2 separate regions of the Mus musculus genome follow, and region 1 is linked to region 2. Evidence: chromatin contacts called from ENCODE Hi-C or POLR2A ChIA-PET data. All regions are on one chromosome and are shown on one strand. The core of a region is the stretch at or near the end of the contact, and the rest is flanking DNA. Distances in the headings are between cores, read along the strand shown.

The links. A loop is a pair of places that touch in the nucleus more often than their neighbours do. ChIA-PET counts read pairs that join two places held with the same protein, here RNA polymerase II (POLR2A).
Region 1: a map of T-helper 17 cell shows a loop between it and region 2 (2.0-fold over the local background). The contact joins the enhancer-like site here to the promoter of Ppp2r5e in region 2. A Hi-C loop is called at or near these places in 2 of 37 maps with a recorded cell type or tissue (T-helper 17 cell and heart). POLR2A ChIA-PET finds 5 or more read pairs at or near these places in 4 of 5 experiments (Patski and embryonic stem cell).

Annotation. Positions count from the first base shown.
Region 1 is chr12:75,557,391-75,562,156 of GRCm38, reverse strand. The region is part of intron 2 of Ppp2r5e (protein phosphatase 2, regulatory subunit B', epsilon); the gene reads left to right. Among named protein-coding and RNA genes, the nearest start is that of Ppp2r5e, 36 kb to the left of the region's middle. Within about 2 kb of position 2,801, at least 1 of the 3 ENCODE cell types and tissues checked has a DNase peak (open chromatin) inside an H3K27ac peak, as active enhancers do; it is heart, where a contact is called at or near this core.
Region 2 is chr12:75,594,952-75,599,990 of GRCm38, reverse strand. Ppp2r5e (protein phosphatase 2, regulatory subunit B', epsilon) reads left to right here and starts at 3,759. Exons shown (of 14, transcript NM_012024.3): 1 at 3,759-4,356.

The sequences.
Region 1 (4,766 bases), core at 1,552-4,051, 37 kb after region 2:
TTGTTTCTACTTTTTGACTCTTATGAAGAATTCTGTTAGGAACATTCATATATAAGCTTTTATGCACATAGTTTCAGTTTTGGAGAGTAAATACCCAGAAATGGAATTCCTGGATAACTTTAACCCTTTGAGGACATGCAAGGCAGGTCAAAGTGGCTATACTACCTGACAGTACCACTAGGAATGTAGGGGATTCTATCTCTACATTCTTACTAATCCTTTCTAGCCATCGTGTTGGGATAACTCCCTGAGGATGCTGAGTATCTTCTCATGTGTTTCTTGGTTACCTGTATCACCTGGATATCTATCTTCTTGGAAGAAATAGCTGTTCTGATCTTATGTGTTTGTGGGTTATTGAATTTTTATCAAGGGTCAGGATTCTTTTTATGTTTGGCTACAGGTCCCTAATAAGAATAGATTTTTGTAAATATTCCATTTATCAGGCCGCCCATTTGGGTTTTTTATTTTTTGTTTTTACTTTTTATTTTGCTGATTTTTTTTTTTTTTCTCACTGGTTTTACATTTTTAACTTTTGTAGAATTCTGGCGAAAAATCAGAATATCTAATATCATGGTTAGTGATTTTTATGGATTTTTGACGGTTTCATATATTTTTATAAGGACTTTTAATTATTTTTACACACATTCCCCTCTTTATCCTCCACTGTCTCCTGCTGGAACCAAGTCCCCTCCTACTTTAGTGTCTTCTTTTTGTGTGTAGCTACTGAGTTTAATTTACCGTCTTGCTAGAGCTTGGGTAGCAGGGTGTAGAGCAAAGGCAACTAATTTAACAGTGGCTACACCTGTGAAGACAGGGCACAATTAACAACTGGTAATTGTAAGTACTCCTGTAGGGAGGCGTGAGCCCCTCTTGGGCCTCTCAGCCATCCATGCTGGAATGTTGGTGGGCCCAGTCTGTGTAGGACTTCAGATAGCCACAGCTGTAGTGACTTGATGATGCAATGGCTCTGTAGAGTCTTCCTGTCCCATCTTGCTTGATGTTCCCTGAGCCCTGGAGTGGGCTGATGACTCTGATCTCACTTATTCTGGGCACTCTGGGTAGTTGTGGGTTGTGTTGTAATCCATGCCTGCAGCCTAAGAAACCCCTTTGATGAAGGCCTACTGAACACTAATTTCAAACAGTGATTTTGAACTGGACCCTGATGGTTAGTACAGATCATCAGCTTGGCAGGATCTGGAATCACTTTGGTGGCAAGCCTGGATAGACTAGGTTAGATTAGTTGAGGCAAAAAGAGCCACCTGAAGCATGGTGGCACGATTCTCTGGGCTGGAGTACCCCATTGCAGGGAAAGAAGAAAGCCAGCTGAGCATTCCTCCCTCTCTGCTTTCTGAGTGTGGCTGCAGTGCAGTCACCCCCCCCCAGGCGCCTGCTGCCATGGTGGCCTTCCACAGCGGCCTGTTACATCTAACAGGAAGAGGAATTAAAAATACCTGGGTTTGTCTCTTATCCCATGAGGGTACTGTTGACAGTAGGCAAGTCACTGTCACACTCTGTCACACCAGTTCCCAAAATCTAAGTGTGGCTCTTCTTTACAAATATCCACCCATCTCCTCTCTGTAAAGGATGAGTTTGAAACACTTTGACTTTTAAAACTTGCACAGGAGGCCCTCTCTATCTCCTCCTTTTTCCTTTCCTCTTTTTCTTGCTCTTCCTTCTCTCCCCCCTCCTCTCTTTTTTTGGGACAGGGTCCTGCTATGTGGCCCAGGCTGGCCTTACACTGTGGATCCTCTTTCTGTCTCAGCCTTCTGTGTGCTGGGATTGTAGGTGTGCACCACCATGCCTACCTACAGTGTTTTAGCACGTCCTCCTTGACTTAGCTTTCACATGCTGAATGTCACTCAGGTTTGAGACCTGTAACTTCCTGATTTTGCCTGTGTATCCTGCACTGCAACACCTTCTTTACTTCTTGGCTCTCATAACCCTCTTCAGGTAGTAATTTCCTCCTTGGGTTTGAGTCCAGAGAAGTGTTTATTGTGCTGTACGGCGCCTAATAGCAAGTACATGCTTAGTGACACACGTGTGAGTATAGATGTGTATGTGCCACAACGGGCACATCAAAGATTCATCTGTGGTGAGTCCCAGGGAATGAACAAGTGCTTTTGCCATCTCACTAGCCCAGCAATATATCCCTCCCTCCCTCTCTCCTTCCCTCTCTCCTTCCTTCTCTCTCTCCTTCCTTCTCCCCCCTCCCCCCCTCTTTCTTTCTTTCTTTCTTTCTTTCTTTCTTTCTTTTTATTTTCTCTTTACTTTCCTTCAAAGACAGGGTATCTTTGTGTAGTCCTGGCTGTCCTAGAACCAGTGCTATAGGCCAGATTGACCTTGAACTCAGAGATCCACCTGCATCTCCCTCCTGAGTGCTGGGATCTAAGGAGTGCACCACTATGCTGTTCCTCCCCTTCCCCCCCAGTTTTTTTTTTCTTACAGAGTTTCCTGTTTTAGATTCTAAAGGTATATAGTCTTTTCACGTTATAATATTCCTGTCTTCTAAAGTTTTGAGTCAGTCTCCTTAGCCTTGAACTCACCATTCTCCTTCCTCATCTTCCTGGGTTTTATAATCCTTCCTCCACCTTTAGTGCAAGGCTGAGTTTCTGGCATGTACAGGATAGTGGCTGAGTGTAAAGTGGCAGTGCATGGATTTCTTTGTGGCTATTGTCACGTGAAAGGGGAGGCATTTGATCTAGAGTGTTGTAGAGCTGCAGTGTGTACTCAGCAGTCCTAGGGAGCTGAACAGTTATCAGTGATTGGAGCTGGGCTGGCTCCAGGAACACAGTTCCCTTGGGTGGCTGCTTGAGTGTGGAAAAGGGGTTGGGGAGCTGAGGTAAGAGCAAAGCATTCCATTTACAGTCAGGTTATTGTTATCTAGCGCTGTGCATGCTACAATTTATTCAGTAGTGTGTGTGTGTGTTTGCTAATACTTGTGTGTATGCCATTCCTCATTTTCAGGCAGTTATCATTAATTTCAGTCACCTTTTAGAGCTGTAAACTCTAAAGGCTTCTTGAAAAACTTCCTTGGGAGTTACCCAGTGAGATGATCTTAGTAACACTGTAAGATTTCATGTCTTCCCTCTGAAGTACTTCCTGATTACTTTAGTTCTTAATCTTTCCAGCTTCCTGACATTAGTTACATTTATGTGAAGAATCTGGTATCACTTGTTCATCCTGGTAACCTGTATTGGGGATTTGCTGAATGCAGAAGGTATGAATTACTAGAGTACCTAAGTAACAATGATATGTGAGGATCAACAGTAAATGTACACACACACACACACACACACACACTCACACACTCACTCATATATATCTCCCAAGCACCTTACATGGAGAGTCAATAGTTCTCAAGGGTTACTTGATGAACTTCTTGGATGGAGAATTTTTAAAGTTGGTGCCAAGGGAAAACTTTTGGCAGGAAAAGCTAAGGGGCATTATTTAGGGAAATCAGAACTTTGAAGTAGACTCTTCTGTACAGTATAGGTCTGCTCAGGTAGTATGCTGGGAACAGTCTACCTGTGGTAGGTTCTTCATTTGGGAGGAGCTTGGAGAGTTATTCTTGAAGCCCTTCCAAAAGACCTCATTCCTGAGTAACGACCTGAGGTATTCAGATCTGGGCTCGGAGGACTCGGAAGTGAATTTGGAGCTGCAAGCTTAATCAGAACTTCGAAGCGCTTGTTATGTTTTGGCCTTACTTGGCAAAGCAGCCTTGGGGTGCTGGGGGGGGGGTGCTGCTTGAGTTAGTTGGGATTTCCCCAAATGTCTGCCTCAGATTCTGCTGCTTGGACCTCTTAAATAAGGGCCTTACCTAACTCTCATCATTCCACTAGGAGCCACGTTATTTATGCAGAGATGAAGTTCACTATAGTATACAGTAAGTACACTGAAGTGCTTTTGGGCCAGGGGCTTCTGCAGTATTCACATGGAATTTAAATGTCCTGCTTTTGCCCATTCCTTATGCCACTCCTTTGCCCAGTGACCGTTGTTGGTAAATGACTGTGTGACTAAGTTTCCTGGGAATGAATCTCAGATGCTCTTGGTCTGCACTCTCCTGTGGCTCTCATTTGGGGATCTCACCTGGGGATGTGCAGGCCAGATGGCTTGGCTGGGAGCCACAGACCAGACATGGATTTGGATGTGTCCCAGTGCTTTCTTTTTAATCCTGCATGGACCAGCTGGCCTGTCCCCAGCTAGCTGCCACGCACTCTGATGGCTTCAGTGTCTTTGCCCTGCTCATTTCCCTCAAGAAGGAACTCCCTCTTCTGTCTCTGTAGGGCTCAGTTTAAGAGATAGGTTTCCTGAAAGCTTTCTTTGTCTAGTCTAGCTGATGCCTTCCTGTAAACCCTACTGTGTGTGTGCTAGCATATTGCCAGCTTTTCTGTGTGGTGCTTGTAGGTATTTACTGTGCAGTTCTTGTTTTATGGTCTGTTCGTGCATTGGACTATCTCCATGTATTGCTCTGTTTTACTAGTAAAACCCAACATCGAAGGATTATGCATTGTAGATAGCACGTGTTGACCCTCTGCTATTTTTGTGTGTTTTGAGGCTGAGGTCTCAGAATATTGTTTGGGTTAGTCTTGAACTTGTAAGTTCAAAGTCTACTTTCCTTAGCGTACTGACTGTCTGGGACTTCAGGTACACACAACTGTTCTACCCTTTTATTTTGTTTTGCTTTTAGATAAGGGTCTCTGCGTATCCCTGGCTCTCCTGGACCTCCTTATGTAGTCCCACAGATATTCATCTGCCTTGCCTTCCGA
Region 2 (5,039 bases), core at 2,510-5,009:
TAGGGCAGAGCTCGATGACCTCTGACCTCAGAGTCTGTATTCTCATTATGATTATAATTTGGTATAGCTTCAGTGTCATTTAATTGTGCAAACTGACAACTTCACAGGCAAAGGTATTGCTTGCTATATTATTTTGTTTGTAGTTTATTCTCTCTGGGAAATAAAGTGTATTTGAAGCTTGTTTTCTTGTGTGTGTGTGTGTGTGTGTGTGTGTGTGTGTGTGTGTGAAGACCAGAGGTCAACATCTGGTCTGTTCTGCTGTTTCCTCCTGTCTTTTGAGACAAGGCCTCACACTGGACCTGTGCTCAGCGTTTGGCTCTCCTGATTGGCCAGTGAGGTCTGAGAGCCCTCCCATCTGCCCTCCCTGTACTGGTTACAGATGCACACGACTGCACAGAGATCCTTGGGGTTTTTTTTTGTTTGTTTTGTTTTTTGGTTAACGTGTGTGCTGAGGATCTGAAGCCAGGTCTTATACTTTCAGGACAGGCATTCTACGGATGGAGTCATGTCCCCAGCCTCTCCCCTCCTCTCTTTCCCCATCAGTGATAATAAAGCTTCTTTCTCTCCCTGGATCCGTCACAGAAACTCCCAATAAGACAGTGCAAAGGTTCTTAGACGGTCACTGCTGTCAGTTTAGATTCCAGCTCAGACTGCTATGTGGAGTGTAGAGCACATAACCATTTCAGTCTTGAGCCATGATTAGCCACGTTAGCCACACAGAAAGCTGTAGAAGAGCTATGACCTTTGAAGCATATCTGAAAATGTAATTGCAGTACTAAAATTATGATTCAAGAAAATGTCACTGCTAAGGGTGTTTCCTAGAGGATAAATGCAATGCAAAGAAACATGACATCAGTTCCTTGGGTACATTAGCTGGGTGGATTACACCTGACTCTGTTGTCCTAAGCAGCTGTTGCCACAGCTTTCCCAGTCTTCTTACCTCAGTCCATAACCAGCTTCACGGACTCCTGCCTCCCACCCCCCCCAGCAAACGAGACTAATTTACTTCTGAAGATGTGTCTAAGGGATAGTCAGTTCTACGATGCTTCAGTTTGTCACTACGTAGCTACCACTCCATACCCTGTGTCTTCTAATCATGTGGTCAGGTTGCCAGCAGATTCCCCATAAGCTCAGCTTTGAGACCTGGATAGTGGATGCTTTCATGTGATAACAATGAACTGAATTTTGTCACTCGATAATGGCCTCCCCATGGCTTTAACATCTTTCTTTTATATCTAGGATAGCAGTCACCAAATGAACAAAGGTTCATGCATCTCCATCCGTGCGTTTTTTGAGAGCATAATATTCTAAATATGTGTATATTTGTTCATAAAATAGGCACACATCGGCTTCGTCGCCTCACCACTCGGCCACAGCATTTGTTCACCGTGGTGATGGTGGACATGAAGGTCCATTTCAAACTGTTTTGGCGATTTTTCTACTTAAGTGAAAGTATGGTTGGACTTATTAGATTGTCACTTTAACTCTGAAGGAGGGCTGTCAAAGATTTTATAAAAGTTATTTCTAGTATTTGCTCTTTCTCTTGTTCCCTTGTGAGACTTCTGTAAGGTCATTTGTCTGCTTTGTAGGTTTAGTTTAATTAAACCTAAAGAATGCACTCATGGAGCCCAGCAAACACAGGATGTCACAAGTAGCAGAGACCCGCTCTGCTCTCCTCTGCGGGTGGACGCTTCCTGCTTCCCCCTAAGGACATCTATACTGCTCTAGCCAATGGGCCATTCCTTCTGTATTTAGAATACTGAGTTTAATACCTCATCTTAAACTTAAACATAGATGCCCTCATTTTTTTCTTGTGTGTTGCAAGTGGATTGCTTTGCACTCTCCTTGGAGAACACCCCACTTTCCCTGGGCTCTGTAGATCTTATGAGATTCTTGGCCCCGAGAACAAACCTCACACAGGCAAGGATGTTCCCATATTAAAAAAGACCTCCTCATCTCAGTTGCTCAGCTATTTTATAGAAAATGAAATGACTTTGAAATGAATTGTCTTTATAGCCATCCATAATTTGCAAGCAAAATCCTCACTCTACAAAATGTGAAATGTTCTAAGCAACAGCTGTGAGCATTTCAAACGTGCACTACTTTTTAACGGTTCAACTGTTGCCAAGGGAAATTGAGTTGGCTTCAAAATCTTTCTTGGTTTTAATTTTGCATTTACCAATCAGACGTTGAAGAAACATGCTCTGCTTGGCTAGGATATTAAACATTTCTAAAGACTGAAGTATGGAAATATAAGTTACTTGAAGCCAGGAACCAGACTGGAATTCCATATAATTCTGCAGCATGGGGCAATGAACTTTATTAGGGTAAAAATGGCCACTCAGTCAGTCAGTCAGCAGCCAGTCTTCTGGGGTCTGCTTTCGTATAAGCCATCTTTCCCATTTCAGTTCAGGGCAGTAACATTCTCTTTCATAGTACAGAATTATTTTTCTACCCAACAGGATAGAAATTTGCAACAAACCAGAAACGCAAACGCATGGTTAGCACTTGTGGGTATGATACAGAGAGCTTTATAAATGTATATTCCTTAACTGTACAGAACATGACATGATACTGAGAGGAAAAACTCGGCTACAGGATGAAGCATTTTGAGTTTGAAAAAGAATATACATACATGTGTGTATGTATGTATACATACATATATATATACATATATATATATATACTTGTGTGTATATACATATATGAAATATAATACTAAAACTACATCAAAATGACTGGTTATTTTGGGTTTATGGATTATAATATTATTTCTCCTGTATTTCCCCTCCCAGATTTCCAAATTTTGAGCAGCTGGTAGTTTGATCTTTGTAGTTAGTATTTTTTTCTTCTTTTAACTATTGTACGTAGCCTGCATTCAAATTGATTGATGGTCTAAGAATATTCTTTGGAAACGTACCATTTGGCCTAGGGTTCACCAATGATGCAAAAACATGTATGTATTTTCGTCCTCGTTCTAGATAGAGGTAAGTCTTCTGTTTAAACTCAGACTCAAACTATCAATTAAAATCTGTCGAGTTGGGGGCTGGGTATTTCGGAGTCCTGAAAGGGCGAATGCGGGTATTCTGAATGGGAGACTGCAGAGTTGCCATCTGCATTAACTCCCGGAGCGCGGGCCCCCGCCGAGCCTGGCAGGGGCATCAGAGAGCTGATATTCAGAACTGGCTTTTGGGGGGACCAGGTGAGAGTCCAACCGGTGGCCAGGCCTCCCACGAGTTGAGCGAAGGACAGCCACTGGGGTATTTTTCTGCCGGCTTCCATGGCCGCGTTTACACAGGGCTCAGGGGGCCGTGGGTTCCGTGCGGAGTGGGGCTTGCGGGCTGAACCGTGAGGCACCAGGACGGCCGCCCTGTGGCCTTCGGATACCCGGGTGAAGACGCTCGCGGTCCACAGGGTTCCGCCTGGCGGAAGCTCCAGTCTCGGGCGCGCCCGCCGAGCTCTCCTCAGGCCTAGCAGACGCCGCAGTACCCCCACTTCAGGCGCCCTGGCGGAAACGGCGGCCCGGTCGCCCGAGCTCACGGTAGCATCCGGGTCCCCCGCGCCTCGCCCAATCGAGGGCCCCGTCCCTTCACACCCTCCTGTTTCCCCGCCCCCCCGCGCCGCCAATCCCCGACCAGCTCTCAGCCGAACGTGCTGGCCTGGGAGTGAAGGCGCGCGCCGGCCAATGAAGTCTCGCTTCCCGTTTGAAGTCTCCAGTGGGCGGGCGTCGGAGGCGGGCTCTGCTAGCCAGGAGGTTCGGTTGCGCCTGTGCCATGGACTCAGCCGCCCGGTGATATTGACAATAGGAGAGAGAAAGGGGCATTGACGGGGACCCTGCGCGGGTAGCGAACGGCGGCTCTGGCAGCGGCGGCTCAGGCGGCTCCAACTCTTCCTCCCGACTCCCGCGCTTGCTGCCGCTGCAAATCCAGGCTTCCTCCCTCCTCCCCCTCCCCGCGTCGCCGCCGCCGCCGCCGCCGCCACCACCGCCGCCGGGTCCGGTGCAACGAGCAGAGGCGCCGCCCGCCGGGAATGTGAACGAAGAGCCACCGGCCGCGCCGCAACCGGGTCGGTGCCGATTTGATGGGACGGGCCCGCGGGGGAGGCTCGTGAGGCCGCCGCTGCCACTGCCGGAGCGCTGAGGTTAGGGGCCAGCCGAGAGGCCTAGAAACACTGCCGCTACCGCGGAACCGGAGGGACGTCGCCCCGGACGGCCGTAGTAGCCCGGGGCTCTCCGCCGCTGCCTGGACCTCCCCCCGTGCGTCCCGGGCCGTCGCCCGCCCCCGCCGCGGCCCCTAGCTCGCAGCCCACTCCGCGCAGCCACAGATCATCTTCCGATTCTTTCCCAGGAGCTTCAAGGTAACTTCAGCTTCGGGTCCCGCGGCTTGCCTCCCGGGGAACCCGCGGAGCGGCGGGCTCGGGAAGGCCGGGCCCAGGCAGCTGAGGGGTGCGGCGGGGTGGGGGGAGCGGGAGCAAGCGCCCGGCCCACTTGTCTGATCTACCTGCAGAGGCTTTGGAGGCCAGCACCTCTCTTCTCCTCGGCCTCGCCGGCTCCTTTTCCTCCCTCTTTTGAGGCGTTTTCTTGCCCCCCCCCCGGCGGGGGCGGGGGAGCAGGGAGGAAGATTCCGTGGCCGCGCAGCTTCTCCAGGGCTTGGGGTTTATGTGAACATACCTGCAGACAAACAGGCCACTTCCCTGTTTTCATACCTCCCCCTTGGAAAAGCCCCAGTAGTGTGCTCTTTAGAGAATGCTAACGCTTTGGGTGCAGTGGCCCAGGTGAAACCTGTTTCCCTGGGCTTTGCAGGGACCCCGCTGTTACCATCATTTCTGCAATGCTTTGAGTTGAGATCCTTGACATTTTATTCAGAGCTGCGCGCATAAGAGGCAAATGATGAAAAAGAAAGCTGCCTATAGATCATCGTTAGAGATGAGAGAAGAGAAATAGAGACAGAATGAGGGATGGGGGGAACGAGGCTTACAGAAATCTGTGTTGCTAGGGTTAGAGTGAAATCTAAATAATTCCCAGATGAAATTGTAATATT